Linked DNA regions of Homo sapiens: region 1 is linked to region 2. A link is an interaction called in ENCODE POLR2A ChIA-PET data of the cell type or tissue named here. Cell type or tissue: GM12878. All regions are shown on one strand. Links, peaks and the distances in the headings refer to the core of each region. The heading gives the core; the rest is flanking DNA. Region 1 overlaps HECW2 (HECT, C2 and WW domain containing E3 ubiquitin protein ligase 2). Region 2 holds the start of LOC105373822 (a long non-coding RNA gene).

Region 1 (5,391 bases), core at 214-5,213, 120 kb before region 2:
CCTCTGAATTTCTTATCGTGGTGAGCATAAACAACTCCTTGTGTTCGAAATAATGTGGGTTTAAAGAACTCACCTTTATTAAAGTATGAGTGATGTGTTCTCCATAATTGAAAATGTCATCAAAGATATAGTCAAAGATATATACTTGGAAACTATTCAGTGTGTCATTTTGCTACTGTAAGTGATTTTTTGATGCCAGAATTCACTGGAATGAATTCATTGCATTTAATTTGGAGGAATTGAGTTCTCTTGGGCAACATAGAATTTTATAATCTATTAAGTGGTTTTCAATTACTCTCAGTACTTGGGACCAAGTGATGCATCCTCTTAAGAACTTGGGAACAGGGGAAATGTGATTGCTTTCTGAGAGTTAACTTTTAAAGTTATTGTATAATGGAGCAGAGACAGAATGACTTGCAGTCCTGCCAGAACGGATTGAATGTAAGAGCATGGTTTCAGAGAGACTGTGTTAGTGGCAGGTGTGCTTGGTTAGGTGTCAGAGCAAGATGCCTAAGGATGATCCCTGGCGTGCCCTTGTGTAAATGCTTTCAACTAATGCTTATTAAATATTCAAATCATATTACAAACTCTCCTTAGCCAGTTCCATTTTCCCTATCAAAACTCTCATCTATTAATCAGGACTTTTTGTTTGCAAGAGATAGTGATGTTGTTGGGCTGTGGCTGTCTCCATTTCTTCCTTCTGCTCTCCCGTTGGGCTTTGTTTTCAGTCAATGCTCTCTCTTTGATATGGCCCTCAGTGTGTTCCAGCTCATATCCTTACCCTTTAGCAATCTGACTAATTACTGAGGAGTTTCAGCCCTGAGACTGGCCAGTCCTGGGACATGTGCCCACCCAACCATCTAAATTATAAGTTCTCATCATGGGTGATGAATGGTTCCCAGAGGTAAAATTTTGTGATTTCGTAAGAGGGAGTAGATTTGAATAGGCAGACATTGCAGGTTTCCTCTGTCACTCTATTATTTGACTTCCACATGATGAGCTTACAGGAAGCAGTTTTCCCTGTCAATGAATACATTAGCATTCTTTGTGTTTGGGTATGTGTGATCACACACACACACATCCACACGCCCACTCACATGTAGATCTTATGAGTTTCACTAAAGTGAGCTTGCCCTTGAGAGGGGTCTACTCAGAATGTGGCAACTCATGGGGTTTCTAAGCTTCCCTGGCTAAGAAGCAAAATCTGAACTTGAGCAAAACAAAGTATGAGGTTCGAGGTCCTGCGGGGCCCTTTTTCCTTTGCTGTTCCCTGTTCCCCCAGCCCCTGTTCTTTACTGTTGAATTCCCACACAGATTACCACATTGTGTGTGTGGTATGCCAGTTTTTAAAAAGGGCATGGCAACAGGAAGATGGAATTGCCACAACTGATTGGACCTGTCATCTGGCCAGCTTTGTGTTTAATAGAAATACTCTCCAGGGACCTGTGATTTGACTTGCTGTCTGCGAAGTAGCACCATTATTTATCCCATTCCTACATCGTGCTATGCAAATGACTTAGGTTGAAATTCATTTCTCAGAAATGGTGGTACCTGTGGAATTGTGAGGTAGTTTTGGAAGAGTGGGCTGAGACCTTCCAGTGCCCCCCAACTGGATTGGTTACAGCAATCAGGAGTTGGGGAGTCACAGGTGTACGCTGTGAAAGGGGAGGGGATGGCTGTTCAGGTCTTGACTGTCCGTCTCTCCCCTTCCTTTCCCTTTCACACTGAGGGACTCATGTTTCTTAGCTCAAGGACAAATGGGACCTCATTAACCACTCTAGCCTGCCTTTCAGGGGCTCATGAGGCTGAGGGAGGGAAGCCAGCTTGAGTTGGGCACTTGGTCCTGCTAGAGGCTGGGCTGGAGGCCTGCCATCCCACAGAGGCCTGTGTGGGGCCTTTGGATAAGAGCAAGGCCATACTTCCGGTCTTGATCTGAGTGGAGTTGTGTCAGTTCTTCTGAGGAAAACTGGTTACTGTCCTTAATGCTGGCAGTAGTTTTTATAGTGCCTGCTTTGAGAGCTGCTTGAGGTAGTCACTTTGCCTCCTTCATCTTTGTATCCCCTTTACCTAGCAGAGTCCTGGAATGTGGAAACATGGGACTGCCTGATGGGTAGATGAACTGAATGCCCTGAGAATGCTGCCTAAGGCTTTCTAGATGTTTTATTACCAATTTACCTGTCTTTCTAAGAAAAGTTCCTGGCTGGGTGCAATGGCTCACGCCTGTAATCCCAGCAGTTTGGGAGGCCGAGGCGGGCAGATCACGAGGTCTGGAATTCGAGACCAGCCTGCCTGGCATGGTGAAATCCTGTCTCTACTAAAAATACAAAAAATTAGCTGGGCGTGGTGGCACGTGCCTGTAATGCCAGCTACTCGGGAGGCTGAGGCAGGAGAATTGCTTGAACCCAGCAGGCGGAAGTTGCAGTGAGCCAAGATTGCGCTACTGCATTCCAGCGTGGGCGACAGAGCGAGACTCCATCTCAAAAGAAAAAAAAAATAAAAAAAGAAAAGTTTTTAAACCATGCCTTAGAATATGAACAGCAGCACACAAAGGCTGATTACATACTGAGAAGGATGGCAATATTAAAGTTAAATTTTTGTAATTACCTCGCATCTGCACATCTATAATAAGATCAATAATTTAACATTTGTGTATGGCATTTTATATTGATTATATAATTATATGCACATTTACAAATACATTAAAAATACATTATAATATTTCCAGATTTGTCTTTCTGGGTAGGACTTTAAAATGTATCTTGAATGTTCTACACACAGAACATTTTTTTTTTTTACCAAAAACAACAAATTTATATATATAAAAATATATATCTAATTCTGAGAAATTATAGGCATCTAAATATGTGACACTCTTCACTTGTAGATTTGTATTTAACTGAACTACTGAACCACTGATGTCTAAAATATTTTCTGACTGTAGCAATATTTGATTACTACATAGAATCTGGAAAATATGAAAAGGCATAAAGAAAAAATAAAAATCACTGAAATGCTACCTCCCAGTGATAGCAACTGCTAATATTTGACAAACTTACTGTTGTCCTTTTTTCCTTTGTGTGTGTGTGTGTATTACAACTGAATTTTGAGGCCTGATTTTATATATATTAGATATGTATAATACCTATATATCATTAATATATAAATATATAATATATAGCTATCTATATCTATAGATCTATATTACATATATTAGATATACCTATATATAGATATATATTAGATATGTAATACCTATATTTTATTAGATGTATATTAGATATTAGATTATATATAGATATGTCTTTCTCTGTGTATCCATGTATCTATCTAGATATATTTATATATATATGCACATATATATCTTTGTATCCTACATTATTTATATAGGATACATTTGTATCCTATATTATTTTCATACCCACCTGCTTGTATACATGGACTGCCCCTAGAAGGAAACAGAAGAGTCTGTTAACAGTAGTTGCTTCTGGGGAGAGGAATGGGTGGCTGACAGAAAAGGGTGTAAGGGAGACTTTTCAATATTTACCATCTTATTGCCTTTGAATGTTGTACCATGTGCATATGTTACTTTTTCTAAAAATATGAATAAACTATCTAAAAATTATGCTATGAGCAATTTCCCATGTCAGTAGGAACTTTTTCAAAACATGAGTTTTAACCACTGCTTATTTTTCTTAATGTTTATTTTTCATGTCATTCGGTTTTCCAGTGTTGGATTTGCCTTTCTCTATGTCCAGTGTGGTTTCAATTCTAGTTCTTTTGTTCTTCTCTCTTGTTTACCGTACTTTTTAAAAACTTGTGCCTTTGTCTTTTTTTTTTTTTTTTTCTGAGACAGAGTCTCACTCTGTCGCCCAGGCTGGATTGCAGTGGCCAGATCTCAGCTCACTGCAACCTTCGCTTCCCGGGTTCAAGCAATTCTCCTGCCTCAGCCTCCTGAGTAGCTGGGACTACAGGTGTGCGCCACCACGTCTGACTAATTTTTGTATTTTTTTAGTAGAGAAGGGGTTTCACCATGTTGGCCAGACTGGTCTCGAACTCCTGACCTCGTGATCCGCCCACCTCAGCCTCCCAAAGTGCTGGGATTACAGGCATGAGCCACCGTGCCTGGCACCTTTGTCTTTTTCTATGTTACATTCCATTTCTTTTGTTTGTCCTGCTATTTATATATTTACCAAATATAGAAGTAAAATTTCTTTTTTTCTGCAATTATTCCTTTAGATAGTTCTTGCATACTATTGAAAATGTTGAACATTTTTCTGAAAAAATCTTCAGGTGTTGGAAGGAGTTTGTTTTTAAGAGATAGAGTCCTTTCTGGTTTCTGGGACTTGTAGTTTTGGAATGAAAGCAACAAAAAAAAAAACCTTTAAATGTTTTCTTATAGGGATCTTTAAATGTAACCAGTTAAAGCAGAGAATCATGAAAGGTGATTGAATTATTCCTTATGCACACTTACCAATCTTTTGATATAAAACTGAGGTCTTCTCTTTGAGTCTGCATCTGCTAATTTGAGTTCCTCTGGGCTTTCTTGCAGAAGCCATACCCATAAGCCTTCCTCCGTGCTTTCATCATTAGTAAAAGGACTTAAAGGCTCTTGGGAAGCAATCTGAGATAAGATTTCTTCTAGAATTTTAAGATTTCTCCCAATCCTCTAGCCATTCTGAATTTGACAGAAGTATTTTTAGTTACCCGCCTTTTACTAAACCTTTCCAGAGCATCTAACTTGGTTTCCATAGATATAATCACTTTTTCTTTTCCTCTCAAATTTTCTGTGGTTTACATAATATTAAATTATACAATTAAATTACATAATATTAATTATGTTACATAATTATATAATTACAATAACAAGTAGAGCTGGCATAAAGAGGTTTGTTAACAAATACAGTTGGCTTTTGGGGGCAGCCAACCCAGCTGATAGGTACAGAGGTGCACAGGCAGTCTGCAGAGCCGCTCCCAGGAGGTCCAGTGGGCATCACTCAGCATATCTTATGGAGGAAATGTAGAGCATTGGCTATTTGGGTGGTTGGTTAGTGAAGGTTAACTTGGATGAGGTTGGTAAGGGAATCTGTAGTATAAAGATACTGATTGACGGAAGGGCACATTGATGGATGGCTTTATGTTCAGTCTCTTGGCAAGATGCTACATTTACAAGTTTGCTTTGTTTTTTCTTTCTAGTTCCTGATAATCACATTCTCTGTCATCAGTAAATGGGAGGAACAGCCATTTCTTTGTATGATTATCCTATGGAGAAAGTGTAGTGATTAAAAATATTGTGCTTCCTCATAGTGACTCCTGTTCATTGTTTTAGAAAAAATATATGGTAAAAAGAAGATGACATTTGAAATTTAGATTCCTGACCAGGTGCAGTGGCTG
Region 2 (5,391 bases), core at 193-5,192:
CAAGGGTCCATTTTCTGCCCCCTTCGCTCTGTAGTCAGAACCCTGATAGGGTCATTGTGAGCAGTAAGTCCTTAATCTCAGGGCAGGTAGGCCCCCCCCAGGCTCAGGAAAGGTCTAAACTTGTATGCTAATCCAAACATTGAGTAGTCTAGAAGTAGACATGTGACTCGGTTCTTGCCCATGAGATCTAATGGGAAACCTTTGGGGGAACTTTGCTTTCCAATGAAAAGCCAGAGTTTCATGAAGAGTCTTTTAAACTTCCTCTTCTCTTGTACTTGGAACTCTGGTGAAAAGACACGATTTCTTGAGCTGTTGCATCCATGTAGCAATCATGAGGCATCAATCAAGAGAATAAAAAGCTATGGATGGCAGAGCAGAAAATAGATCTTGGACTGGCACTCTGAAGTTCATGTTATATGTGGGAAAAAATGTTCTTCTCTTGGTTTAAGTCAGCAGCAGGCTTTCTTGTACCTGCAGTTGTTCCTAATAGAGCCACTAACACAGCTAGAAATACAAGAAAGGGAAAAGGGTAACAACTGCTTTTAAAGGCAAGATAAAGAATGAGTGGGCTGCTTTGGTAGTTACTACTTCGTGGAGAGTGTTAAGGACTATTTTAATATCTGTGAAAGCCACCAGGTTGTTTTTAAAAGAAGCAACAACAATTTTGATATAAAAATTCTGAACACAGTAACTCCAAGCCATGTGGAAATTTTCAGTGCTTTAATAGGACCAATACTGTGTTGGGAATAATCTTTCAAATGAGTAATTAATAACATGAAAATGTGCAAAACAATTTTTTGGATACTATTAAATGAAAGTAGGTAAAATGATACATTTGGAGAGGAAGTGAAAGAAAAGAGGAAACACCATGCTAGAACAGGAAAAGATTTTTGAGGTTCAGGTTAAGTCACAAATTTAATACTGTGTGGCTAAACAGGAACATGCATAATAAATTCTCTCTTGGGCTCTGTGAAATAGATGTGCTGAGAATCCAGGTTTCGTAACAATAGCATGTATGTCAGAAATAGCTTCAGATTTCTATACCTTTTGGTAGGAAGCAGCCTCTCCCCTTCAGTTGTGTCCTGAGAAGCCTGTTTCCTAGCAACTTCTAGTTTTAGTTATGGAACAGAGAGATGGTCTCTATAGAAATAAGTCCCAAAGGAGAAGGAATTTAGTAGAACATCAAGCTGACGAGGTGTGGCTTGTTGGCACACTCTGCATTTTGATTGTGTTTCTCTTGGCTTACATTTTCTTCCCCTCTAGAAGTGTGAGTTTTGTTTTTGTTTGGCTCATTGTGCAGAATGTTTTGAACTGTACAACTCACTCCAGATGACTTGTAGCACTTCTAATCTGGAGGGAAAACATATGCATGTGAATCAGAAAAGTAAATCCTTCTTTAGGCATTTTTAGGCAGTAAATAGGCCCTATTGGAAATACAAAGAAAAAAGTTGAAAATATCAAAGCATTATTTGAGAAGACTTTGGGTGTGAACACAGTTCTCAAAACATATGCTAATTATATTTCCTCCTTCCAGAAAGCCTCATATACACCCTGAGATTTCTAGAGATGATCACAATGGAGCTATAGGCCCAAACCTCCAAATTACAACAATTAATCCCTTGCAGATGGTTTGCGGAAATCACTAGGCTTATAATTTATTGTTGGTCTCCAAAATTAGAATTGATTCCTCACAAATTTAACAGTGCTATTTATTGCCTCCTCCTAAGTGCACCAAATAAAAAGAACCAAATGCTTATCTTATACAAAGACACTTAGGTCATCCAACACAAACAGCTTTCCATGAAGAATCAGATGGAAACAGTTTAAAGAGGATGTAGATGATAGTAAATTTGTTTCAGGCTCACTATCTAATTCCCCTTCACCTTTGGACCTATGCTCATTTTTCTGGCTGTTCAAAAGAAAAACAAACACTTCAAAAGGCTCCATTTGCCATTTCTCATTTGTAGGCAACTTCAGGTACTTAACAGAACTACGAAAGTGCACATTAAGACAATTATTTATTTTTTAATTTTGCATAACGAAAATGTAAAAGTGTATACTATGCTATGTACCAGCAGTTATTCAAAGTACTGGTCTGCAAACTGTTACTGATCTGTGAACAGATAAGGTGCTCTCTCCAAAATGTAAATCAATATACTGATTTCTTCGATGAGAAAATGTTGCTATGAAAAAAAATCATCTGAAGTTTCTTGATGTAAGTATTTCAGATTCTGGCTCAAGCTTCTTACATTGTCATGGACTGGTAACAAATAATTTACCAGCATTTCTCTGGACCACACTTTAAGTAGACCTCTCAGTGTCTATGGATTGATTATGTCTTCAAAAGTGAATGGCAGAACAACTGTATTTTGACTGTCAGTCTTAAAAAAGTATCATGGTAATATATTTTGACATCTTTCATATTTCTTCACATTTGGAGAATAAAATAAAGTAAGATTGCAATAGTAAACCAAAGCATTATCATCATGTATCTTAGAGCTTTAAGATCCCAAAGTTTAAGCTTATGTTTTATAAATAAATAACTAAGGTCTAGAATGATGATACCCTACAGCTTGTTGGGGGAAGAGTCAAGGCTGGAACTTCAGTGTCCTATGTTCCAAGTCTTCATTTTTCTTTCCTGTGCTGAGAATTGTAGTCTCGTATTTCCCAACTGTTAAGTACTTGCTCACCACCTTCTTGATTTTTTGCAGTTTTAGATGATTGGCTATAGTGTTAATATTTTCCTTTAAACTATCTAATTGACAAAGGACCAGAATAGACACTTCTCAAAAGAAGACAAGCAAATGTCCAACAGGTATATTAAAAAAAAAAATCAACATCACTAATTATCATGGAAATGCAAATTCAAACCACAATGAGATATCACCCCACACCTATTAGAATGGCTGTTATCAAAAAGACAAAAGATAACAAGTGTTGGTGACATTTGGAGAAAAGGGAACCCTTACACACTGTAGGTGGGAATGTAAATTAGTACAGCCATTATGGAAAACAATACAGGCATAACTAGAGATAGTGTGGTTTCGGTTCTGGATCCCCATAATGAAGTGAATAGCAAATTAAAGCCAGTCACAGTTTTTTGGTTTCTCAGTGCATATAAAAGTTGTGTGTACACTATACTGTAATCTAAATATTAAGTGTGCAGTAGCACTATGTCTAAAAAAAACTGATGTACATACCTTAACTTAAAAAGACTTTATCATAAAAAAATGTTAATGATCATCTGAGCTTCAGTAAGTCATCATGTTTTTGCTGGTGGAGTGTCTTGCCTCCATGTTGATAGCTGCTGACTGATCAGGGTGGTGGTTGCTGAAGGTTCGGGTAGCTGCACAATGTGTTTAAATAAGACAGTAGTGAAGTTTGCTACATTGACAGACTCTTCCTTTCACGAAAGATTTCTCTGTAGCATGAATGCTATTTGATAGCATTTTACCCACAGTAGAACTTTTTTCAAAATTGGAGTCAATCTTTTCAAACCCTGCTGCTAGTTTTTCAACTCAGTTTATGGAATATTCTAATTTTTTTTGTTGTTGTAATTTTAACAATGTTCACAGCTTCTTTATCAGGAGTAGATTTTATCTCAGGAAACCACTTTCTTTACTCACCCATAAGAAGGAACTCCTTATCCATTCAAGTTTTATCATAAGATTGGAGCAACTCAGTTACATCTTCAGGCACCACTTCTAATTCTAGTTCTCTTGCTATTTCTACCACATTTACAGTGACTTCCATCACTGAAGTCTTGAACCCTTCAAAGTCATCCATGAGGGTTGGAATCAACTTCTTCCAGACTCCTGTCAATGGTGATATTTTAGTCTACCCCATGAATTGTGAATGGCATCTAGAATGGTGAATCCCTTCCAGAAGGTTTTTAATTTACTTTGCCCAGATTCATCAGAGAAATTCCTATCTATGGCAGCTATAGCCTTAAGAAATGTATTGCTTAAATAATAAGACTTGAAATTCAAAATTACTCCTTGGCCCATGGGCTACAGAATGAGTGTTGTGTTAGCAGGCATGAAAACAACATTAATTTCCTTGTAAATCTTCATCAGACCTCTTAGGTGACTTGTCGCAGTTTTTTTTTTTTTTTCCAAGCAGTATGTCTCAATAGTGGCCTTAAAATATTCAGCAAAATATTCCGTAAAAATATTCAGTAAATCTAAATGACAGATGTGCTGTCATTTTGGCTTTGTTGTTCCATTTCTAGAGTGCCAACAGAGTGGCTTTAGTATAATTCTTAAGGGCTCTAGGATTTCTGGAATGGTAAATGAGCATTGGCTTCAACTTAAAGTCACCAGCTGTATGAGCCCCTAACAAGAGAGTCAATCTGTTCTTTAAGCTTTAAAGCCAGACATTGACATCTCCTCTAGCTATGGAAGTCCTAGATGGCATCTTCTTCCAATAGAAGGCTGTTTTGCCCACATTGAAAATCATTTGTTTAGTGTAGCCACCTTAATCAATGATCTTAGCTAGATCTTCTGGATAACTTACTGCAACTTCTACATCAACACTTGCTGTTTTACTTTGTACTTTTATGCTATAGAGATGGCTTCTTTCCTTAAACTTATGAATCAACCTTTCCTAGCTTCCAGCTTTTCTTCTGCAGCTTCCTTACCTCTCTCAGCCTTCATAGAATTGAATAGGGTTAGGGTCTTGCTCTGGATTAGGCTTGGTTTAAGAGAATATTTTGACTATTTTGATCTTCTCTCCAGACTCCTATAATTTTCTCCATATCAATAATAAGGCTGTTTCACTTTCTTATCATTCGTATGTACTTTGGAATAGCATTTTAAATTTCCTTCAAGAACGTTTCCTTTGCTTTTACAACTTGGCTAACTGTTCGAAGCAAGAGGCCTAGCTTTTGGCCTGTCTCAATTTTTGAGATGCCTTCCTCTCTAAGTTTAATCACTTTTAACTTTTGATTTAAAGTGAGAGATGTGTGACTTTTCCTTTCATTTAAATACTTAGAGGCCATTGTAGGGTTATTAATTGGCCTAATTTCAATATTGTTGTGTCTCAGGAGTTAGGACAGCTGAAGAGAGGGAGAAAGAGGATCGTTGGGTCAGTGGAACAGTCAGAACACACACAATATTCATTGATTAAGTTTATAGTCTTGGGCACAGTTCATGGTGCCTCAAAACAATTACAATAATATCATCAAAAGACCACTGATCAGAGATCATCACGACAGGCATAATAATAATGAAAAAGCTTGAAATATTGCAATAAATAGCAAAATGTGACACAGAGACATGAAGTGAGCATATGCTGTTGGAAAAGAAATGGCACCAACAGACTTGCTCAATGTGGGGTTTCCACACACCTTCTATTTGTAAAAAAAACACATTATCTGTGAAGTGCAATAAA

The links. ChIA-PET counts read pairs that join two places held together with the same protein. Peaks named below come from ENCODE experiments on the same cell type or tissue, not always from the same donor. Only the 100,000 strongest peaks of a DNase experiment are listed, where the experiment ranks them.
Region 1: POLR2A ChIA-PET joins it to region 2 with 5 read pairs; 2 of 35 experiments call an interaction of 5 or more read pairs at or near these places.

The regions. Positions count from the first base shown.
Region 1 is chr2:196,540,719-196,546,109 of GRCh38, reverse strand. All of the region lies in intron 1 of HECW2 (HECT, C2 and WW domain containing E3 ubiquitin protein ligase 2), which reads left to right. Among named protein-coding and RNA genes, the nearest start is that of HECW2, 50 kb to the left of the region's middle. In GM12878, for the core only: no CTCF peak of the experiment used is centred there; no DNase peak of the experiment used is centred there.
Region 2 is chr2:196,423,949-196,429,339 of GRCh38, reverse strand. The region is part of intron 2 of HECW2 (HECT, C2 and WW domain containing E3 ubiquitin protein ligase 2); the gene reads left to right. LOC105373822 (a long non-coding RNA gene) reads right to left here and starts at 1,087. Exons shown (of 3, transcript XR_923746.4): 1 at 1,045-1,087. In GM12878, for the core only: no CTCF peak of the experiment used is centred there; no DNase peak of the experiment used is centred there; H3K27ac peaks cover 1,144 bases.